3 separate regions of the Mus musculus genome follow, and all the other regions are linked to region 1. The links are chromatin loops, found by intact Hi-C in ENCODE. Cell type or tissue: heart. All regions are shown on one strand. Links, peaks and the distances in the headings refer to the core of each region. The heading gives the core; the rest is flanking DNA. Region 1 holds the start of Rap1b (RAS related protein 1b). Region 2 overlaps 4933411E08Rik (RIKEN cDNA 4933411E08 gene). Region 3 holds the start of Nup107 (nucleoporin 107).

Evidence for each region. Hi-C counts contacts between places; a loop is a spot of excess contacts. Peaks named below come from ENCODE experiments on the same cell type or tissue, not always from the same donor. Only the 100,000 strongest peaks of a DNase experiment are listed, where the experiment ranks them.
Region 2: it touches region 1 in a loop (10-fold over the local background); 8 of 42 quality-filtered maps call a loop at or near these places.
Region 3: it touches region 1 in a loop (3-fold over the local background); 11 of 42 quality-filtered maps call a loop at or near these places.

The regions. Positions count from the first base shown.
Region 1 is chr10:117,842,619-117,850,346 of GRCm38, reverse strand. It overlaps Rap1b (RAS related protein 1b), which reads left to right and starts at 4,373. Exons shown (of 8, transcript NM_024457.2): 1 at 4,373-4,516. In heart, for the core only: a CTCF peak has its summit at 3,910; DNase peaks (open chromatin) are centred at 4,276 and 4,956; H3K4me3 peaks cover 3,473 bases; H3K27ac peaks cover 2,544 bases.
Region 2 is chr10:117,937,759-117,945,486 of GRCm38, reverse strand. All of the region lies in intron 3 of 4933411E08Rik (RIKEN cDNA 4933411E08 gene), which reads right to left. Among named protein-coding and RNA genes, the nearest start is that of 4933411E08Rik, 16 kb to the right of the region's middle. In heart, for the core only: a CTCF peak has its summit at 4,239; a DNase peak (open chromatin) is centred at 4,416; H3K4me3 peaks cover 416 bases; H3K27ac peaks cover 2,642 bases.
Region 3 is chr10:117,789,124-117,796,851 of GRCm38, reverse strand. Nup107 (nucleoporin 107) reads left to right here and starts at 4,147. Exons shown (of 28, transcript NM_134010.2): 1 at 4,147-4,248; 2 at 6,294-6,385; 3 at 6,792-6,878. The coding sequence starts at 4,241. In heart, for the core only: no CTCF peak of the experiment used is centred there; a DNase peak (open chromatin) is centred at 4,021; H3K4me3 peaks cover 2,468 bases; H3K27ac peaks cover 2,640 bases.

The DNA of each region.
Region 1 (7,728 bases), core at 1,560-6,559:
TGCTAATTTTCTTCTTCCTAAATGAGGACAAACCAGCTTTAAGCTTCTGCTTGCCCTGCGGGCTGAGGCTCTGCTGCTTTCTAACCCTTGTCTAACAGTTCTAGAAGGCAGGTGGTATCAGCCCCTCTGTGACAGGTCCAAGACAAAACTTACAGAACCTTTGGTTACAGAATATACCCAGAACCACTCAGCTCCCATCTAAAGCTGAACGGACTTTCTAGACGAGTCTCTGACTGTTCCACACTACTTTAGAAACAGAATGTTCCAGCAAACGTATCTTGAAAGCCTGTTATGTGATTAGCATCATGCCAGATGCCAACGGGAACAAAATAAGAAACATGCGCTGGGCAGTGGTGGCACAAGCCCTTAATCTCAGCTCTCAGGAGGCAGAGGCAGGTGGATCCCAATGGTCTGGAGGCCAGCCTGGTCTACAGAGCAAGTTCCAGGACAGCCAGGGCTACACAAAGAGAAACTCTGTCTCAAAAGACCTAATTAGTTAATTAACTTTAAAATGTCAGCCTGGTAACATGACATTGTTAAGCTAGCCATAGGCGTCTTTTAAATGTAAGGGCTACTATGTAAGTTTCATACCCACGTACCTGGCTCATCACAAATCTTAGCAGTGGTTTAAAAAAAGATCATTACTCTGTGACATATAACAATTATATGGAAGTCACATTCTAAGGTCCATGAGTAAAGTGCGTTTGTTTTTGTTTTTTTAGATTAAGCCTATGTGTGTGAGCTATGTATGACTTTTTCCTGAGTGTATGCATATGTGTGTACTACATGCTTGCCTGATGTCTGTGGAAGTCAGAAAAGAACTTTGAACCTGGAGCTATAGGTGGTTGTGAGCCACCATGTGGGTGCTTGAAATTGAACCTTGCTCCTCTACAAGAGCTTTCTGGATGGCTAAGCCATTTCTCCAGCCCCCATCCATAAGTAAAGTTTCATTGAACTACAAGTATATCTATACTTTGTAATTCTTTTACATTAGCTTATTTAGTGTGTGTGTGTGTGTGTGTGTGTGTGTATACTTGTGCTAAGAGTATGGAGGTCAAAGGGTAAATCACGATGGGAGTCAATTCTCCTCTTCCACTTTGTCAGTCTTAGGTTATCAGGGTTGGCAGCAAGCACTTTTAAGGAGTCACCTTGACGGCTTTCTTTGTATTGTTTATGGCTGCCTTTGTGTTACTGTTGAAAAGCTGAATCGCTGTTCACTTTAGAAGCTACAACACAGACCCTCTGTTCTAAAGACTTAAATGTGTACTACCTGGCCCTTGATAGAAACAGTTTGCAAATCCCTCTTTAGAGGGATAGTCACCACTGACAAAAGGAAAGCAATACTGTATTATGAGATAGGAAGAAAGAAGGAGAGAGGGGGGGGGCAGGCAAAAGAAACACATTTATGTTGACACATCAGGAGAAAGATGCTATTTCTTGGAGAAAGTAGATGGGTCTGGAGTGCTGAGAAGGGCTGGAAAAGACCTTCCAAACACAGGAAATCACCAGTACCCAGCCGAGGGGTGGGAGAGTTACTCATTGGAGCCAAATGAGAAGCCCATTCTGACCATGCAGCTGGAAGTGAAAGAGAAAAGTGTAACATATCTTTACTTCTTTGTAGAAAAGAGTACTTGAAGGCCTCTAAGAGGAAGGGAGTAAATTACTGAGCAAGCTTTAAGATAATTTATCTAGCAACAATGTGTAAAATGGGTCACAGTAGGCAGCTCGAACCTCCTAGGCTGCAAAGGTCCAGGAGCCGAGTTGTATCAAGAGGAGCCTGGAAGACTTGGTCCAACCTCTGCTCACAGATGCACCAGTGGATGAATCATTGTAGAGGAGGGGGGAGGGCAGAGGAGGGTGACAGGCTTGAAGAGTGGGTGACTTGAAAAGAAGGAGGTACGATTAGCAAAGGAAAGGGAGAGAAAACGGGTTTGGTGACAATGGTAATGAGTTTGGTTTGCATACAAGTTAAACTGAAGCTGCCAGCGGACAATATCCTGGTCTGTCAGGTAAATAGGGCAAGGGGTTCAAATTCAAAAGTGAGTCCATTCTGGGGGGCTCTATACGCTGATCATGATTTAATAAGAGATGCAATGGTTATCAGCCTAGTGAGATGATAAAAGTGTTTTGGCTTAAACAACGCCACAAACTCTGGCTTTCAAAGGAAAAAAGCAATTGCCCAAATGTCAAAGTGTTTAAAACAAAGAAAAAAATAAAACCAAAACAGCCCATTGGTAATCAGTACCCTGGCTCAAAATGTCAGTCTTTGAGACATGTCAAATCTTCCTTCAATAACTGATAAAATAGGGGACTGGAGAGATGGCTCAGTGGTTAAGAGCATGGGCTGTTCTTCCAGAGGTCCTGAGTTCAATTCCCAGCCATCACATGGTGGCTCACAACCATCTATAATGGGATCTGATGCTCTTTTCTGCTATACGTGAAGACAGAGTATATATGTAATTGGTAAGAGCAAAATGGAAATTGCAATTTATTCATGAATAATTGACAATACCAACAGATTGTTCCAAAACTTGCCTTTGAAACCGCCACTAAAATGTTGTTCTGAGAAAATAACAATTATTGAAATAGGTAATACTTAAGTAATACAAACCATGAAGCAGCTGGAAAACGCTGCTATCAAAAACTTGTCAGGGAGGAGGAGGGCTCAGCAGGACAAAGGGCTTGTTACCCAGGCAGGAGAACCGGGGTTTCCAGTTCAGTCCCCCTGCAGTCACATAAGAATCCAGAGTGGTGGGAATGGAGACAGGAGACTCCCTTGAGATTGGTGGCCAGCCACTCAAGCCTAATTGGTGAGGTTCAGTGAGAGACCCTGTTTCAAAACAACTAAGTGGAGAGCGACAGAAAATAACCTGTTCACCTCTGGCTTCTGTGTGCCCACAGGCGAGGGCACAAGCGTGCAGAAGCACACACAACTGTCAATTATGGGTTTTTTCTTTTTTTGTTGTTCTAAAGGTTGAACCTACTACACTCGGACACTTGCTAGACAAGTACTGGATCATTAAGCTATGCCCCCCCCCTTTTTTTAACTTCTTGAGAATCTCACAAAACCGTTTAGGTTGGCTTTAACTTACTCTGTGGCCTCAGCAACCTAGAATTTGCAAGGAGCCACCTCCTGCTCAGTCTGCAGAAGAAAGAGGTGTGCTCTTACAGACTGGCATCCTGAGACCCAGCTATAATTCTTTCTTACTCGCTCACTTAACTCAGGTTAGCGTAGTGGTCACGTCTCCATTTCTCTTCTAGGGTTCGTTAAATTTCCAGAATAATTTGTACAGGGAGGGCCAGCTAAATTGCCTACTCCTTTCAGTACTTTCCTCTCAAGTTTTGTTCATCAAAACCTTTTCCCTCGCTGGCAGTGGTGGCGCATGCCTTTAATCCCCAGCACTCCATACGTAGAGGCAGGTGTATCTGAGATGAAAGCCAAGCTGGTCAACATAGCAAGGTCAGGCCAGCCAGGACCACGCAATGAAGAGAGCGTAATCAGAGCAGAAACAAAGTCTTCCAAACAAAGCTCTGATAGCATGATTCTCATATTAAAGGTGATGGTGAGAAAATATTCTAATTACCTAGATCGATGTAAGTTCTTGTGCTCTTTGGAACAAGTCATTTTTGGACAGAGCTTTTCGGAGTCACATCATAGACTGACATCTATGAGTAATCTATAAAGTCATGAAGGCGCCCCAGGCATGCTCTTCCATGAACCAATTATTTTAATTCTATAAACTGTTCACTTAGGCACAGGCCATAAGCATGCTTTGGAATCCTCCATTCGCGAACTGCGTCTGGCAGGGTAATTTGGACAGCTGGCCCTGCTTAACACACCACAGGCTGAAATACTTGTCAAACCTAAAGAAAGGCCATTTGAAAAATGAAAAGCTGCCCTCGCGCTCTGGGAGTGGGAACTGCTGCTCTGTTACTTCCCCAGCACAAAGGACCACGCGAACACCGACGGTCTGGGGGCGTTGGCGACTGTGCACTCGGAGGCCCCGCGAAGGCGTCAGAGGTTTCCAAGCCCCTGAGCTCCCCGTTACCCGCTGGGGTCGAAACGGATGCGCTCCGCTGAGGCTGACACCGATTATGTCGGACAGCCCAGCCAGCGGGGGGCGAGGCCGACCGCAGCAACGAGACGCAGGGCAGGGGAGAAGGGCCACGGCCGGAGCCGGCGACCGAGAGCCGGGGCGAGGCCCACTGCGAGGCGAGCACGACGAGACCCCGCCCCCCTCCGCCAGGGCCCGCCTCGGCCCCGCCCCTTCCCGGGCTGCGCTCCTGCGCGCCCCGCCCGCGGGCGGAAGCGAGAGCGAGGCTGAACGCCTGACGTCAAGGCGACACCGCCAAACCTCGCCCAGAGTCAGGCGTGGAAAGCAGCCCGAGCGGCGGCGGCGGCGGCGACGGCGACGGCGGCAGCGGCAGAGACCGCCGTGGCGCCGGGAGCAGCGACCCGAAGGGAACGCGCGGCGACGGCGAGGGCGACGGCGGCGACCCGGTGACAGCGCGAGAGGTGGGCGCGGGGTGCGTGCGTGGCCGCGAGGCTGGCGGGGGGCCGGGCGCCGGCTGAGGGGAGAGGTGGGGTGCGGCGCGGACCGGGCGGGGCAGCCCGATGGCCCCCGCGGCGGCGAGGGTGGCCCGGGCGCGCGGCAGGTGGCTGGCGGGGGGCCCCCCGAGTCCCTCGCTCGCTTCGGCGGGGCGCGCCGCCTCGGGGCGGCCGGGGAGGAACCGCGGCCGCGGCGGGGGAGCAGCGCGCTTTGCGGAAGGGGTCAAATGTCTGAAATATGGCGGAGGAAGTGAGCGCCCGAGGAGCCCCCACCCGCCTGCCCGAGGCCCCCGCAGCCTTCCCCGCCGCGCCCCGCTCCCCGCCTCGGCGGTGGGTGGAAGTTAGAGCGGAAACCAGAAAGTTGTCCTCTGCGGACACCCGGGCTTCTCCCAGCCCGGGGCCGGGCGGGCGGAGCAGCGTCGCGAGGGGGGGCGGGGGGACCACTCCCCGGCGCCCCGCGGGCTCGAGCCTGACAGGGAAAAAGTTTGCCCGGATCGGGGCTGGCTTGCTTCATTTGTTGCGGGAAGTGGCAGGAGGAAGGCAGCGGAGCGAGCCCCACCTAGTCTGGCAGCCGCCACCGTGCAGAGGGAAAAAAAAAATGTTAAAGGGGCCTTTCCTTCGTCAGCAAGAGGAAATCTCTTTTTCTCTTGCAGAGAGAAAAATCCAGGAAGTTTGTCCTCTTCTCCTTTTTTTTTTTTTTTTCTTTTCGCCATCTCGAGGTGTCTGATTCTGAAACTGACTTATCAGCGCCGTGAATTTGGGAACTAGGCCCTCGGGATTTTCCTTGGGGTGGAGGGGGGCGGGAGGAGAAGATGCCTTTGGAAGAAACATCTTCGCTTAAGAGTTTTGAGCAGATGGGATTGCTTTCCTTTCGCTTGCCCCCTCCCACCCCCCAATGCTTTAGAAAGATATTTTGGCCCTGCGACTCTCGACTCGTGTGCATACAAGCACTTCTTTATTACAGTAATAGGAACTCACATTTTTTTTTTTTACTAAGTTGAAAGTTGACATTACGATGCAGGCTGGACTTTTCAATATTTTAAAAATCAATTGAGTCTCGTTGAAATGTTTGCTTTGCTGGCAGTGTGTATTAATATATACCGAGTGCCTCTAGCTTGTAAATTCATTTTTTTTTCAGTTTTCTTTTGTATAATTAGAACGTTGTCGAGACTTGCCTGAAAGGAGTTTATCTTAGCAAGAAGTAACTTAATTGAATGGAGAAATTCTTTTAATTTAAAGCCCTTACCACTCTTAAAGCCTGATATGAAGTCAGTGTATTAAGTCATAATAGAGTCATGGGGCTTTTTAGGGCCGGAAAGAGACTCTTTAAATCATCTGGTCCCACCCTGTCGTTTCATGAGGAGGAAACTAAGGCCTAAAATAGATAACCAATTACCTGAGTCTGCTGATTTGTAAAGCCGTGGTCTATCCATAAAGGACAATCCACAGGAAGCAATGTGACTTTTTTTTTTTTTTAATTGTGAATTACATCTTGGTAGAGATTATTGGTCCCATTATGCTCTCTTCTCCAAGAGTGCCATAGTTAGCTAAATGGTATGGAATACGTCAACCCCTTAGGTAGTTTCATCCCCTGGTTTTGGTTAGAGGAAGTTAATACTCCGAGGAGGAAATAATTTTAACTTAGAGACACAGAATCCCAAATGACAGTCTTGTTTGATATCCATACTTTTAATCTCTGTAGTACATTATATTCCCTTGTACTTTCTTGTTTGACACAGAAGTTCAGTGACCTTATCTGTGGAAGCTGCAAAGTAAAATCAAAAGGACATATAGTTGCTTGTGCTATAATGTATCGAACCTCAGATTAACATCTGAAGGGCCCCATGCTAAGCCGGCTTAATTTTTAGTCTGTGGTCTGGGACACAGAAATGATGAACGTGTCTTTCTTCTTTTTCTGTCTGTCTTACCACTGTTCTTTCCGTGGCTTGTATCACTTCCTGTCTTCTGTTACTGTTGTGTGTGTTTCTCTGTTCTACCAAGTTGTAAGGTCCAAGGAAGGGGTAGATTTCTTCTGCATGCCTCAAATGACTAGCATGTCGCTGTTACATAGACACTCAGATGAAAGTTCAGTAGAGTTCATTGAACACACCATGAGAATAGGAATTCTGCTTTACTCTTAGTCCCTAGCATTTTACCTGGGCACATAGTGATGTTTGGGACTTAATTCAGAGACTAAAGAGAACAGTGTAATCATTTTAAAAAGAATTAAACATTTTCTTTGGGAATCTCTCACTTTCCACGTTGATCATTTTATCATTGGTCATTTATAATGATTCCAGTATTTTCTTTTGACCTATACAGGGAAAGTGAGCCCTCCCACTAAAGAGCCTATAAGAGTAACAAGTTGAAATAAAGAATCCTTTTTAAAAGATTTATTTATATGAGTACACTGTAGCTGTCTTCAGACACACCAGAAGAAGGCATCAAATCCCATTACAGATGGTTGTGAGCCACCATGTGGTTGCTAGGAGTTGAACTCAGAACCTCTGGAAGAGCAGTCAGTGCTCTTAACTGCTGAACCATCTCTCCAGCCCTTTTTGTTTGGTTTGTTTTGTTTGTTGTTTGTTTGTTTGTTTTGAGACAGGGTTTCTCTGTGTAGCCCTGGATGTCCTGGAACTTACTCTGTAGACCAGGCTGGCCTCGAATTCAGAAATCCACCTGCCTCTGCCTCCCAAGTGCTGGGATTAAAGGCGTGCACCACCACCACTGCCCCCTTTTTTTAAAGTGGTGCGAGGCATGGTATTTTGCAGCTGTGATCCCAGCAGTTAAGATTGAAGCAGGAGAATTGCCATAAATTTAAGGCTAGCCTGGGCTAGTGAAACCTGGTCTATAAATAAATATATGAATAACTTGATCTATGTACGTAAAGGTCTTTGAAGAACTTAGTGCTTATGCAGAGATTGATAACATATAACTGTATGTGCTGTTTTACATGTAAAGTCTTAAGATTGGCATGGGAAGCTTATGTTCAGCTCTTAGGTATGTAATAGTTATGGAAAAATTAACGCGTGACAACAGACAGAACTTAGCTGATCTTACGTCCACCTCCCAAGTATAGTTTACATTTGGCATTTTATAATTGAATGTCAAGGAGATCTCATTGATTTACATGTGTCATTCCCAGAAAATAAAGTGTTCAAGGTTAGTTTAGGGTTTAT
Region 2 (7,728 bases), core at 1,130-6,129, 96 kb before region 1:
TTAGAACTTTTAATATCAACTCAGTACTAGTCCTGAGTGCAGGCTCCTTTTGGTGAGCATCAGTAACCTCTTAACTCGTTAAAGTGTCCGGGAGTCGGGGATATATATATATATATATATATATATATATATATATATATATATACCTTGCCTTCCCACAGTTCCATATGCTGCTGGCAGGATCCATGAGACTTCTGGGTAGTTTTCTTCTCCTGGGGGCTGCTCCATCTTCCTGGGATGTGTTATCTCTTTAAAAGTCCTCCCAAGGGCCCTCAAGGTGGCTCAGTGGCTAAAGGCACTTGTTGCCAAGTCTAACGACCTCGATTCGCTCCATCTGCAGGCCCCACATGGTGGGAAGAGAGAACCAACCCCTGTAACCTCTGCTTACACGCCGTGGCTCACATGTACACACACACTCACACACACACACACACACACACACACACACACACACACATACATGGATACCAAAAATAACTGTTTAAAAGGTTAAGTCTTCCCAGATGGTCACATGAAAACTATCATCCTCTCTCTCCTGTCTTAGCTATGAACTCCACACATCCAGAAATTATGCTCATTTTATTTATTCCTGCATTGGGCACATCATATAGCAAAGAAACTGGGGACTTTAGCTTGCAGCAGACCACATTTCTTTTTTTCTTCTGTTTTGACTGCTGATAAATACAGCAGTGCTTGCACAAAATGTCAGATAAGCAAATTATCTTAATTTTAGCTGTGTAATTATCCTGTGAGTATAGAAAAGAGGACAGCGGAGGAACTAGCTAATGTGTCTCTTTCTGTTACCATTCTCCTCGCCAGACAAAATGTCTTCTTGCCTCCTGTATCCACAGAGCACACAGGATCCTTCTCCAACTCGCCACCTGCCTCTCTTCCGTGACTGCCTGGAGGGGAAAATTCTAGAATACTATAATCACGCACCATAGCCTGAGAGGCGAAATGGTTTTTGTTTGTTTGTTTCTTTGTTTCTTTTGCTCGGAATACAAATTGCTTGATTACATTAAGAGAAGGCAAGAGTCCAAATCCACTTTGAGAACTATCGTTTAGCCATGAATAAGGCACACGCAGCTTCGTGGGTCTCTATGTTGGCTAATTTTATGCCAACTTAACCAAGCTATAGAGGAGGCAAACCTGTAGGGCATTTTCTTAATTAGTGATCAATAGGAGAGAGCTCAGCTCATTGTGGGTGATGCCATCCCTCGGCTGGTGGTCCTGGATTCCATAAGAAAGCAGGCTGAGCAAGCCATGGGGAGCAAGCCAGTGAGCAGCACCCCTCCATGGCCTCTGCATCATCTCCTGCCTCCCCGTTCTACCCTATTTGAGTTCCTCTCCTGAGCCCTACAATGATGGACTACAATGTGGAAGTGTATACCAAAAAAAAAAAAAAAAAAAAAAAAAAAACCTTTCCTCCCCAAGTTGCTTTGGTCATAGTGTTTCATCACAGCAGTAGTAACCCTGACTTAAGACAGCCTCCTAATTATTGATAGAGTTGGTGGCATGTGACAGGAAGCCCACATGACAGCACCTGAACTGAACCACAATTTAGACCCTGACATTACAAAGTATGCAGTTTCGTGACTGGGACCTGTGTGGCACAGCCCTGAAGCCACCAACCTCCTTCTACTTCACTCCACCATCGTCAGGGTGTGCCCTGTCTTCGTAGCCAAAGAAGGCTCTGGAAACGCTGCACAGCTCACCAAGGTCCCAGGTCCTAGGACAATGGGAATCAAGGAATGATGCTTTCTGACTCCTTTCAGGGGGTACTAAATGCCACCCTGTCTTTATTGTTGTTTTCTGATCTTGTTTATGTCTGTTACATTGTAGTGACAGCTTATCCCAGCTAAATTAGCATGTGCACATCTGGCTTTCACTTCATCTTCTCTATGAAATGGTAACAATGTTACAGGGAAGGTGGAGTCTTTCTTTCTCTTCCCTCCATTTGGTCAAAATGTAAATAAATCCAACGTTCTTTAAGGCGGTGGTTCTCAACCTATGGTTATCACCCCTTTGGAGGAACATGACCCTTTCACAGGGGTCACCTAAGACAGTTGGAAAACAGGGATAGTTACAGATGGTGCATGACAGTAGCAAAATTACAGTTATGAAGTAGCAACAAAATAATGTTATGGTTGGGGGGGGGGGTCACCACAGCATAAGGAACTGTATTAATGGGTCGCAGCATTAGGAAACCTGACAGCCGCTGCCTTTTAGAGGGAGGGGGAGGGAGAGGGAGCCGGAGGGAGAATTAAACACTCTAGCTTCTGTTTTCCCTTTTAGTCAAAGTAATTCAGTGTTACCCAGTCTGACTTCCCAGGAGATACTGCCAGGAAATGCTGCCAGATCTGGTAACTGAGGTGGGATGCTTTTATTGTTTCACATCAGCAACACCCTGATCTAGCCTGAAGACTCAAGAAAGAGTCTACAGGTAATAATTACAGACAAGAGAGAACCCGAAAAGAACAGATGTTTTGACACCGTTTCGACTTACCGTGTGTACGCATCTGTTCAGTGTCGGAGACACTTCGGGGGAAGAATCCTAATTTGCCACTCACTGGGTGCACTGCAGCAAGCTCTCTGACATCTCTGAACATCACTGTATTCATCTTGATGCTTCCGTTAATTGTTTATTTACTTTGTGTGTATGTGGTAGGGGGAGGGGGCACACACATACCCTGGCACGGGTGTCAAAGGACAACTTGTGGGAATTGGTTTTCTCCTTCTACCATGTGGACACCAGGCATCTACCTCAGGTCCTCAGGTGTGACAGCGGGCACCTTTACCCACTGAGACATCTCATTGGCCCAGTTTATCATCATCATCATCATTTATAGACAGGGTCATATTATGTAGCTGGTTGTCCTAAAATTTAGTATGTAGACCAGGCTGGCTACAAACTCATAGAAATCCACTTGCCTCTGCCTTCCAAGTGCAGAGCTTAAAGGTGCGTGCCACTATGTCCAATGGAGTTTATTAGTCTTAAAAGGCAGAAATGACAATTATACAAAAAGGGTTATTCAGTACATTAAATTGTTGATGTGTATTTAAATATTGTCTGTCACTCAGACTTATAATCCCAGCACTTGAACGACTGAAACAGAGATCAAGAGCTTGAGGCTAGCCTAGACTTTATGGACTCAGGAGTGGGGTCTGATTTCAGAAAATGAACCTGATTTTCTTGCTTTCTTGATAAAACTCTTTAAAGAAGAAAAGCAAGTCCTATTATATATATATATATATGTGTGTGTGTGTGTGTGTGTGTGTGTGTGTGTGTGTGTGTTACATATATATTATATGTGTGTGTCTATTTATTATATATTATATATTATATGTTATATGTTGTATGTTGTATATTGTATATACATATCCCTCTAAACACTAAAATCAAAGCCTCTGACTTGCTAGGTAAAGCAAGTCTGTATTAATGTGACCCATATTTAACAAACATTACCAGTTTTTGCTGCTTTTTTTCCTATCTATAATTTCTTCCCAGGCTCATGCCCCGTGTTTCAATCACACACATGGGTCCCCTCAGCAGAGCAATGCAGCTAAAATGAGAAGCATCCAGGAATACGTTTTCCAAGCACTGTCTGAGTCCTCGGAGGCCTCGAAATTATTTTCACAACAAAATAAATTTTAGTACATTTGATAGTTTTTCAGAGAAGGCCTGCTATGTGGAAGATACCAGGGAGATTCAAAGACAAGCAGGCTATGTGTGATGGGAGCTCAAACAGCTCTCACCTGCTGACCCGGCTCACACAGCCAGGCCCTCCCCACCCAGCCTATTTTTCAAGTCTACAAGAAATAGAGCAGACAAAATATTATGGGAAGAACATGGGTTTTTTCCCCCTAAATTCTGTAGATAAATTGCTTACTCTAAAAAATAACAAAGCAAAATAAAGATTTTTTTTTCTGCATTTCCTCTGGTGGCTATATGTTGTTTGAATTCAGCAAGAAATTACTCAATTCCCCTTTCCTAAACAGGCGCCATAGCTGCTCATACAGGAGACGCAGCACAGAGGCTCTGGAGAGACGATTTATAGAACAAGGCACCTCATATTATATATACCAAGCATGATGGCATTTAAGCAACTCAAGGGAAATACATTTTTTTACACTGTATCAGATATTCTGTACTAAGAATTTTTATGCAGTGCACTAGGTAAATTCCATGCAAAATTATTTTCCCTGAGAAGCAGCCCTTTCGGGGAGCCCCTGTCTGCCGTTTTTATTCCTCACCTCAGAAGACTAATCTAAAATGTGACCTTATAAACAGTGCCAGCAGACAAGGAGCCGAACATTTGCAAGGGAGTTTCACTCCCTGATGTCCTAAGTCCCCTGGGAAGAAGGAAGTCATGTGTCATTTCCCTTGCACCTCCAGGGAGCTATTTATAGCCCAGCATGTCAACGAAAACCCTGGTAACCGGGGAAAGTTAATGTGCCTTCCAAAGGCAGTAGTTCAGTATCAAATTCAAGGTGTGCATGTGTGTTCCCAGACACATTTACTCCACTCACAACTGCCTCTCATTCAGTATGAAGGAACCCCATGTGCCGTATTTACTCTGGTTTTCACATTACCCCTGTGACAACTCGGCAGGATCCTGAAGTTCTGAGAATATCTTAAGGGGAATTCCAGACCAAATGTTGTGGGTAATTACAGTCCAAAAAAAAAAAAAAAAAAGAAAGAAAAATGAAAAGTAAAAGTCTCAGAATTCTTCTTAAAAATTTAAGGAGATGCAAAGGCTACATAAGACCGAAACCACAATAAGGTTTCACTCTCTTGCTGGGGCAGGGCTGGGGGAGAGGGGAGAATCTGAAATAAGTTTAAATGTCAGCTATGTATACCTGACTAAATCGATGACGTAGCTATCTATAATTATCCTAATTTGCAAGGCCTTTATGGGGTTTGGTTTGTTTTGGTTTGTTTTGTTTTGTTTTGTTTTGTTTTGTTTTGTTTTAGATAACTCTGGCTTCTGGGCCAAGTGGAGAGTCCTTTTCCGAAATCCTTTTCTTAGACCAGTCAAGTAGATTCAGCTAGAGTTCTTTCTGGTTTGGTTTTAGTTGGTTTTGAGACAGAGTCTCTCTGTGTAACCCTGCCTGTTCTGGAACTCTTCCGTAGCCCAGGCTGGCCTCCAACTCCTAGAGATCTGACAGCCCTCTGCCTCCCAAGTGCTGGAGTGCTGGGGTTCAAGGCGTGCACCACCTTGCCCAACTGCTGCCAGAATACTGAAGGCAGGCCAAGCCCATCACAGTTATACCGATATGGAAATGGAGACCAGAGAAACTGGGGGGAAAACCGTATCTCAAAAACCAGCTCAACAAGCAGATCAAGAACCAGTTCCTTTCAACCTATTCTAAGCCCTGTCTGGCTGCAGGTCACAGGGAAGAGGTCAGCCAATGGACTTCTCCACTTTACGGCTGCATCCACCAAGTGTTAAGAACGAGACGACATCCACCAAGTGTTAAGAACGAGACGAGAGCTGTTCAGTTACCTGTGACCTTAGGTAGCAATGGGCAGCACCGAGCAATCGCGGTTGCTGTGACCTATTCATTGAATGAAAACTAACTAACAAGGCACGGAGACTGTGCACACCTGCAACCTCAGCCCTCCAGTTGTTGAGGCAGGAGAATGGTAGATTTTAGGCCAGGCTGGGCTAAACAGCAAGCTGTAGACCATCCTGATTTGTATAGCAGGGCCCCCTGGGTTCTTCCCTTGAGCTCCTGCTCTGATGTCATGTATAATAAAATGTTAGGTATAAGCCAAATTAACCCTCCCCTCTCCGGGTTGTGTTGGGTCCTAGAGTTGATCACAGCAGCAGCAAAGCAGACTGGAGCATTAATCCAGAGAGACAAGCAGGGAAGAGTTTTGAAGCCTGGGCTGAATGTACTATTTCCCAGATAACTCGGTTCCCAGCTCTGAAGGTGTCTCCCCATTTTACAAAAGGGACTCCTGACAAGCTCCCACATCAGGAGGTCATCCCTGAGGCAAAAATCTATGGAATGGAAACTTCCAAACACAAATCAAACCCTGCCCTTTCCTTTCCTCTGGCTTTCAGCTCTAAATATAGCACCAATCAACACACGCTAATCAGAAAAAAAGGCTCTCACTCCTTCACCATAAAATGTTGGCCTTTCTTTTTCTTCCTTTACCTTCGTTTATCTATTTATTTTATGTGTCCTATTCTGTAACCCAGGCTGGCCTCTGACTCAGGTAGTGGCACACTATCTATGATCCCGGGACTCAAAGAGGCAGACGCAAGAAGGTCATGACTTCCAGGCCAGCCAGGACTTGAAAACATGCTGAGAAAGAGAAAGGGGGTTTAGAGGTAGAGACAGAGACCAGGGGATTTTAAAATGACAACATCTCCAAAATTCTAGTTTTAGTTCTATATCTGGATGACAACATTTCTTTGAATAGCTTTTCTGCTGATTTGTACAAATACATCCCCTTTGCAAGCATGGCACCTACCAATGTGGGTATACTCCCTCATTCCAGGATGTCTAAGTCTAAGTGCTGCCTCAGCCGACCATCTATCCCTCAAGGAGTTCGTTTACTGGGTAAGCAAGCCCACAAATAATTAAGACATTGTGAGATAAGGTACCGATCAGTTTCCGTGGGAACGAGCAATCTTGCTTGAGGTGTTAGAAAGCAGTTCACAGGGGCCGTGACATTTGAGTTCAGCCACAAAGGATGAGTTAGTGTCTCCAAGAACTGATGAGAGCATTTTAATATAGCGGTCGTATTACAAGGAGAACATCCTGTTACCTCTACCACACAAAGAATGTCATATCAGAGAAACCTCTCTCCTTTCCTGTGGTCCAGATTATTAAAGACAGAACAGCCTCGATTGTGTTCAGGGTTATTCCACTAAGGGCATTCGGTGATGGTTTTACAAAGTGAGAGTGTGTGGTATTTAACTCTCCCAAAGCCGCCCTTTGTGAAGCACTGAGGACTCTGAAGAATCCAAGTGTCTCCTTTGTGGGCTCATATATAATGGATGAGCACTGCATTAAAGATTATTGAAGACTGTAAGCATATTTTGCATGTATAAGATCTGTAGCTTTTAAAATATTTATGCATCCATGCAAGTCGCCTGTCTCGAAATTTTACAGCAAACTCAGGAAAGAAAATGTCCAAGATGGACAAATGTTAAATGGACTCTCTTTTTTTAAAAAAAAAAATATTTTTAACAGGTAACACTCAAGAGGAACTAATCTACAGAATGTATCCTGAACTTCAACATGCATAAAGCGGAGAAGATCGGAAACAAGATGGCAGGGAAGACCTAAGGAGAAATCCCAAGAGCTAACTATTTAGTGCTTGTTCTGCACATGACCCACGGTTCCCTGCGGCTATGTGCCTAGCAATCGCTTTCTACAAACAAGAAGAAATCTGATTACCACCTACAGCACCTGATTTTTCTCTTTTCTTATGTGGCACCTGTCCTTTGTTGGCCATCATGTCAAGAGAACACTCAGTCACAGTTGATGCCCTAGGCTTCCCAGTACTCTGTCCCACAGTTGGCAGAGTGTCTGTCCTGTCCTGTTCTTGGCTTACTTCCTTCTAGGGAGAGAGTCTGGAGACAGAAGTCCTTGGGTCCTGAGGATAGACAATGAGGTCTCTGTCAATGCAAATCTCACCTGTAGCTCACTGCCTCCACTCCCATAGACTCACTCGTCAGCTCTTGAGCTAGAGGGATGGGGAGAGCCACA
Region 3 (7,728 bases), core at 1,168-6,167, 53 kb after region 1:
ACCACGCCCGGCTGTTGTTTTTTTTTTTTTAAGAGACAGTATCTATAGAACTAAATTTGACCACCTGATCTCCATATTTACACCAAGGTACACACACACACACACACACGTACAATAATAGTAATAATAAATAAAAAATTTTAAATGAGAATCTTTAAGATGGCCTATAGGTAAAGTGTTTGCTCCCAGGCTGGATGACCTAAGTTTGATCTTAGGACTCATGTGGTAGAAGGAAAGACCCAGTTGTCCCCCAAGTGCCCTCTGGCCTCCACAGTTCCTACATGGCATGTGCCCTGCCCCCAAAATAAATAACCATAATTAAAAACAATAAAAGGGTCCAGAGAGAGAGAGAGAGGATTCCGTGGAGAGAGGGTTCCGTGGGTAAGTCCACTTGTAGTTCTTGTACAGGACCAGGATTCAGTTCTCGACACCCATGTGGAACTGGCTGCAATTCCAGTTCCAGGGGAATCCAGTGCCCCCTATGGCCTCTGCCGGTACTGCATGTCCATGATGCACTGTCATACACGGAGGCACACATTCATACACATACAATTTAAACGTAAAATTTAAATTGAAAAAAAAACATTGTAGCCGGATTCCAGTGCATTTTCTAACAGTTTGTTTCTTTGAACATAAGGCTACTTCTCTGTCCCAAACTGCTCTTCTTATGATCATATATGTGTGTGTATTTGTGTATATATACATATATATGTATTTATATGTACATATATGTGTATATATGTATGTACATATATGTGTATTTATATGTACATATATGTGTATATATGTATGTGTGTATATATACATACATATATGTGTGTGTGGGTGTATATATATATATATATATATATATATATATATATATAGCATTGGGATCTGGGAGATGCTCAGTAAGAGCATTTGCCCTGCAAGTATGAGAACCTGGGTTAAAATCCTCAGCACCTGGGTAAACATCCAGGCATAACCACACTGGCTGTGACATTGGCATTTGAGACAAGCAGACCCTGGGGTGATGGAGAGTCACCCCAACTATCTCTCTTAATAAATACTAAGTCACCCAACTAAAAAGCTTCTTGTACCCTTCAAATAATACTCTCCAGGAGAGGGAATGAAGATCGCCTATTTTACAGAAACCAGAAATGCTACCATCAAAGGAGAAACATACATACATTTAAATTAAAGATCTTACTTAGCTCTCTTTACAATCCTAGAGTCAGACAACACTCCATCCTGTAGAAGAAAAGTGTTCCAGTGAGATGAGCAGAAGAGCTTTGCTCTAGGGACAGAGAAGGGCCAGGATCGCAGGAAAAGGGAGCTGCAGGCTCTCCTGTCAGGGCTCCACCACAGCTGTTTATGCTGAGATGCAGCAGCTCTACTACCAAATCGCCTCCGAGGTCACGAACAGAGACAAACAAAGCTTGGGGAAAGAAAGAACAGCAGAGGCTAAGGCAAGGGGGCAGTGCATCCAAGGCCAGCCTGAGCTAGATAGCAGAATGTGTCCAAGGACAAGCCAACAATAAAGGCATTTGGGAGTCACAAAGTGAGGAAGTGAGCCTCTGCATAAGGCAGGGCCAGCAAGGCAAAACAACTGAAGATGAAGTACTTAGCACTGGGTTACTTTTCTTGTAAAATTAAGCAGAGACAATTTGACTATGCCAATCAAAAATGGTCCTTGTGGAAAATCTGGTTATCTCTCTTTAATTGTCTGGAGATCAGATAATTTAGCCTTGTAAGGTAGAACGTTCGTGGGTGACTTTTATGTATATATATATATATATATATATATATATATATATATATATATATGGTTATATATATAGTGTATATGAGTACACTGTAGCTGTCTTCAAACACACCAGAAGAGGGCATCGGATTTCATTACCGGTGGTTGTGAGCCACCATGTGGTTGCTGGGAATTGACCTCTCAGGACCTCTGGAAAAACAGTCAGTGCTCTTAACCACTGAGCCGTCTCTCCAGCCCTCATGAGTGATTCTATCTTGGTGAATCTAATTTGCTGTGGCCAAATGCAGGGGGTTCATCCACACCAAAGGATTTTTATTTAGTAATTGAAACAGGAAATATCATATCTCAGGGTTATTTAATAGATGTGATGCACACACAGATATGTGTGCATGCATGTGTGGGTGTATGTGTGCACATATTCGGTGTGATATGTGTATGTGTATGACATGGTGTGCGTGTGTGTGGGGTATGTGGTGTGGCATATGTGTTGTACGTGTGCAGGCATCCATGTGTGCATGTGTGTATTTGTATGTACACTTGTGTGTTTGTGTGTAATTGTAGCATACATGGAGGTAGGGCTGAGTTTTGAGACTAGAAGACAATTTTTTTTGTGGTTGGTTTTCTCCTTCCACATTTACCAGGGGTCCAGGGACAGAAGCTAGATCATCAGGTTTGCAGGGCAAGCTGCTCCCTGGCTGGCCCTTCTAACACTATGGTTGTAATCTGGTTACTTAATAAACAGTGTCTGCTTTCAAAGTGAGGAGCAAAAAAGTAACAACTGAATTCTTCAGGCAGCTGGATGCACTGCCTTTTACTCAGACAGCTCTGGATTAGAAGGGATACTATAGTACTACTTTTTTCTTTTCTTTTGAGACTGGGTATCAAAACAAAGAAACAAACAAAACAACAACAAACTCGTACTGGCCTCTAACTTAGTAGGGCCTGAGCATGGCCCTGATTCCTGTCTGTACCTTACTCTGTGCATGGGACGGGCACAGTAAAGAAACTGCCACCGTGACTGCTCCGTTAGGGATAAGGTTTTTAATGTGGGTAAGAGAGAGAAAAGATCCAGAGGCACCTGGAAGTGCCCAGAGCGGAGAGAAAAAGAAACAGGCTGGACATGGCCAGGGCCGGGGAAGCTAGAGAATGGGAGAGAATAGTTACATCAGCAAGAGATGGGAGTCAGGACAGAACACACCCAGACACCAAATGCTCAGCACAAAGGAAATGTATTACCCAAGACGGACAAGCAGAAGGTGTTGCCTCCGTCTGGATCGGCCAAAGAAGGCAGCAGGTGTCTCTGCAGGAGAAAGGGGGAAGGCTGTGCTAGGATGAGTTGGTAAGTCCTAAGTGGACATGTTAGCCAGCTAGTGAATTTTGATAGTTGGACCTCGGAGTTTTAGTCAGGCATAAGGATGTGGCCAAATAAGGGAAGAGACCTTGGTGGCTAGGTTTAGGAATGTAATCTAACGGTTTAGCAAGGGAGAGGGGAAGGGAGAGGGCCACACCTGCTGGTGATGTGTCTGCAATGTCTGCGCCTGTTGGAGCTCTTCAAGATAGTTTTGTGTGCAAGATGAGAGAGCAGAGACTAGAAATTAGTGCAGAGTCGGGATTGTGGGGACAAGTAGCTAAGAAGACCGAAGGAAAACGCATTACAGGAGTTCCTGAGGAATGCTGGCGTTTATCTAACCGCCAGAAATCAGAAATGGTTCAGCCAGAGCTCATTTCTAGATATTTGGAGGGCCTGAGACCTAACATTTTTGAGGTACTGGAACAGGTAAGTATTCCCACGCCCAAAACTTTTAAAATTTATGATAATAACAGCAACAATAATAATTGCTATTATTACTATCGTCAGGCTTTCTTAGTGCAGGCTTGCTTCAAAATCGTGGTTCTTCCTCCTGCCTCAGCCTCCCATGTGGCTTTCTTATGCTTTGCTTTTTTTATTGGATTTCTTAAAAAACGGCTGATTCCGTAAAAGAGAAATAAATAACGAGAGAAAACAACCTCAAAACCCGTCCAGTGAGGTTACACCACAGTTCAAAGAGGTGAGCGCCCCGAGACAGGCCAGATCCCGTAAAGTGGCGCTGAACCGCAAACAAGAACGCTGAATGCAGACTCTTCAACAGATTCCTAAAGTCCAGGTTATAGACTTCCGGCTTCCCAGAACAACGCCCCACCCAGACCACGCCCACAAGCCAGGCTCAGGCGACATACCCAAGCTCCGCCCCTTTCCCCGCCCCCTTCCTGCCTGGCCGGCACCACCCAGCCACGCAGTCACTCCCTGGCACACTTCCGCGCCTGCGCCCACTGAGCCTGCGGCTGGAGACGAAAGTCGCGCATGCGCCGAGCGGGAACATTGTTTCTCTGGGACTGGCTTAGCCAGGCCGCGCTTCCGGGTCGAAGGGTGTGCTTCCGGAGAGCGGGAAGGCTGAAACGCGGCGGCCAGGCTGCAGTCAAAGAGTTGCAAGGTTCTAGGCGGAGACCGCTGAAGCCATGGACAGGTCAGTCCTGGTAGGGACGCCTCGGCCGAGACTGGGGCTCTCGCCTGTTAGCGACGTAACCGCCTCCGCGGCCAGGGATTTGGCCCTCGGTGGAGGAATGGACGCTTGGCGCGATTGGAGCGGGGATGTGAGAATGCGGATCCCCGGGGTTCCACGCCGCGCCTCCCGGGTCTTCTCGGCGCTCGCTCCGAAGTGTGCGGGGGTCTGTGATGGTCCCGCATTCGAAATGCGAAATGAAGCAGTTCGAGCTCAGGGCCATCAGCCGCACTGACAGTTCAGCCCAGACGTCCTCAGCGTGGTTTTATTGCGGTTATTAAGTCATGTCAGCTGTACGTTATTGGGTAACGGTGGTCAGCTTAGACTTTAAAGTGCCGGCCCTAGGGAGTTGAATTTCTCCCTCCCTCTCAAATGATTTATGCTCGCCTGACACGAAGATGGGTTGTTTAAGGCCCTTGGCATCGGGGAGTAGATTGTGTAGTGAAGACAGTCGAGCAGTGTAATACGATGTATTTATACTGTACTGCGGGGAAAATAAATGAAGGAGATGTTTTATCTCCCTGTCACAGGAGTTTCAGGCAAACCTATAAAAGTAACTTGCTAGCTGGTCTTTTGAGTAATAATAGCACATTATTGATACTGAAAACATTGTGCTAGGGGTTATCTTATGTGTGTTCCTTAAGCTTTAAGTGGCACATTTAGTTTTAGAGCAATCCCGTGAGGATCTTATCTATATAGAACAGTGAGCCTGTAAGAGATTTAAGGAATGGCATAGTTAAATAGAACCCTGTTATGGGGCTGGGGATATAGCTCAGTGGTAGAGTGCTTGCGTAGTAACCCTTAGGTTCTGGGGGGGGAAAGAGAAACATTACCAGCAGGGACCTTTGAATCTCCATAAAGCTGTTTGATGAATAACTTAAGTAGATAGATGAACATCCAGTGACAGGGGAACACATATAGACCTCTGTAAAAGAAACATACTCAGATATAAAGTCATGAAAAATGTTCACGCTTGTGTGGCTGAATGCTCCCAGCAATGCGGATGGACTTGATGGGCAGAACTAAATTAGGATGGTGGTGTAAATACTGTGCTGGTGAGTGTTAGCTTGAGTCTGCAGAGAAGAGGAAGCTGGCTGGAGATTTTAAGTGGAAGAAAGGTGTACTAGAAGGATAATTAAAATCAACCCCCATGGTTTAGTTTATAAGCTGTCAGATGACAGTGCTGGAGGCCCATAGCACTGTGCTAAGACAGGAGACATCCTTAGTCTACATGGAGGGAAATCACTTGAAGGGCCATTTCTCCTCTTCACTAGAATTGCTTCACTTTTTCTTTCATCCCGCCAAGCCATATCGTACTCACAGTCTGAAGTATAGTCCTGGCTGCATAGCAGTGTTTGGTCAGCATGCAGGCCAAAAATATAACAGTGGTCCCATATGATGATATTGCCTAGTGACATGATGACTGGCTTAGCTTGTATAGATATATTCTGTGAAGTTTTCATGAGGATTAAAAAAAAGAAGAATTCTCAGAGCCTGTTCCTTCTTTGTTTGGGTTTGTTTTTGAAGCTGCTTTCACCCTGTCTCAGATTGGCCTGGCACTTCCTATGTAGTACAATTTGGATTAGAGGTGTGAGCCTGGGCTAAAACCAAGCCCTTCAACAAGCAGCTAACTCATCACCGTATTTTAGAGAGTGCAGAGTCCTTCCTTGTAGAGAATTCTGTAGTCAAGCAGCTCTTTGGTCTGATGGAGGAAAAGATTTACCTTTATGAAGCCATACTGTAGTATAAATTTCGGGTTCTAAGATAACTCCGCGGAGAACATACTATTGTGATACTAGGCAGTCAAAGACAGGGCTGGTAGCCGAGCACTGGGTGGGATTTGGGGGAGTAAGCAGGACTCAGAGACAAGAGGTTATTCTTGCCAACAAGATCCAAGACTTGGCTATTGGGGTGAGCCGTCCCTCGACTGACGAAGATCCTTTCTTTGCCCTAACTGTAACGGTAGTCCTTCAAAGATGCCGTCTAAGACCTTGATTATACTGTTCTAGGAGTGGCTTCGGGGGGATGTCATCCCCTGTGATCCGGGATGCGGAGGTGACGAGGACTGCCCGGAAGCACAGTGCTCACAAAAGAGTTCTAAGTATCCTTCGTGTCAGGATTGCAGAGTGCAGGGTGCCGTGAATCAGGGCTGTGGGATTAAACATTAGCTGGGATAGAATTTGGCTTACCTCCATTGGGGTTTACATATATGTTTACATACACGGGACATACATGTTCTCAGTGAATGTCAGTGAGCTAAGATGCCTGTTTCTCTGAAAAGCATGTTGTCTCACTACTGGTATGCCATAGTAGTCAAAACTTATTATCTAGTCTCTATCTGAGAATTTAAATGACAGGTGGCTTTAACAGCTGTACAGAAAAGGTGGTGCCCATAAAACACTTTGTTCTTGAAAGAAGTGTGCTCATGTATCTGTGTAGTAAATCCTTGCTTGACTTTAATGATTTTTCTTTTCTCTACATGGAAACTTTCCTTAATTCTTCCTAAGTTCAGGCCAACCAAGAGGACAATTTTGGTACTGCTACACCAAGAAGCCAGATCATTCCTCGAACGCCAAGCTCCTTTCGACAGCCTTGTAAGATTTTGTTTGTGCTTTGGAAGTATTTAATGAAGTAGCCAGCTGGCATTTGTATAATTTTCATTATAAAATATTTAGCTACAATATCAGGAAGTAAGCATAAATAGTAATGATTACAGTTATCTGAGCTCTTATGAACAAGGACCTGTACTCTATATCAGTACATAGTAACTGTGACATACTGTATCTGCTATCCTCTATATCAGTATATAGTAACTGTGACATGCTGTATCTGCTGTCCTCTATATCAGTACATAGTAACTGTGACATGTTGTATCTGCTGTCCTCTATATCAATACATAGTAACTGTGACATGTTGTATCTGCTGTCCTCTATATCAGTACATAGTAACTGTGACATACTGTATCTGCTGTCCTCTATATCAGTATATAGTAACTGTGACATGTATCTGCTGTCCTCTATATCAGTACATAGTAACTGTGACATGTTGTTATCTGCTGTCCTCTATATCAGTACATAGTAACTGTGACATGCTGTATCTGCTGTCCTCTATATCAGTACATAGTAACTATGACATGTTGTATCTGCTGTCCTCTATATCAGTACATAGTAACTGTGACATGCTGTATCTGCTGTCCTCTATATAAGTACATAGTAACTGTGACATACTGTATCTGCTATCCTCTATATCAGTATATAGTAACTGTGACATGCTGTATCTGCTGTCCTCTATATCAGTACATAGTAACTGTGACATACTGTATCTGCTATCCTCTATATCAGTACATAGTAACTGTGACATGCTGTATCTGTTGTCCTCTGTATCAGTACATAGTAACTGTGACATACTGTATCTGCTGTCCTCTATATCAGTACATAGTAACTG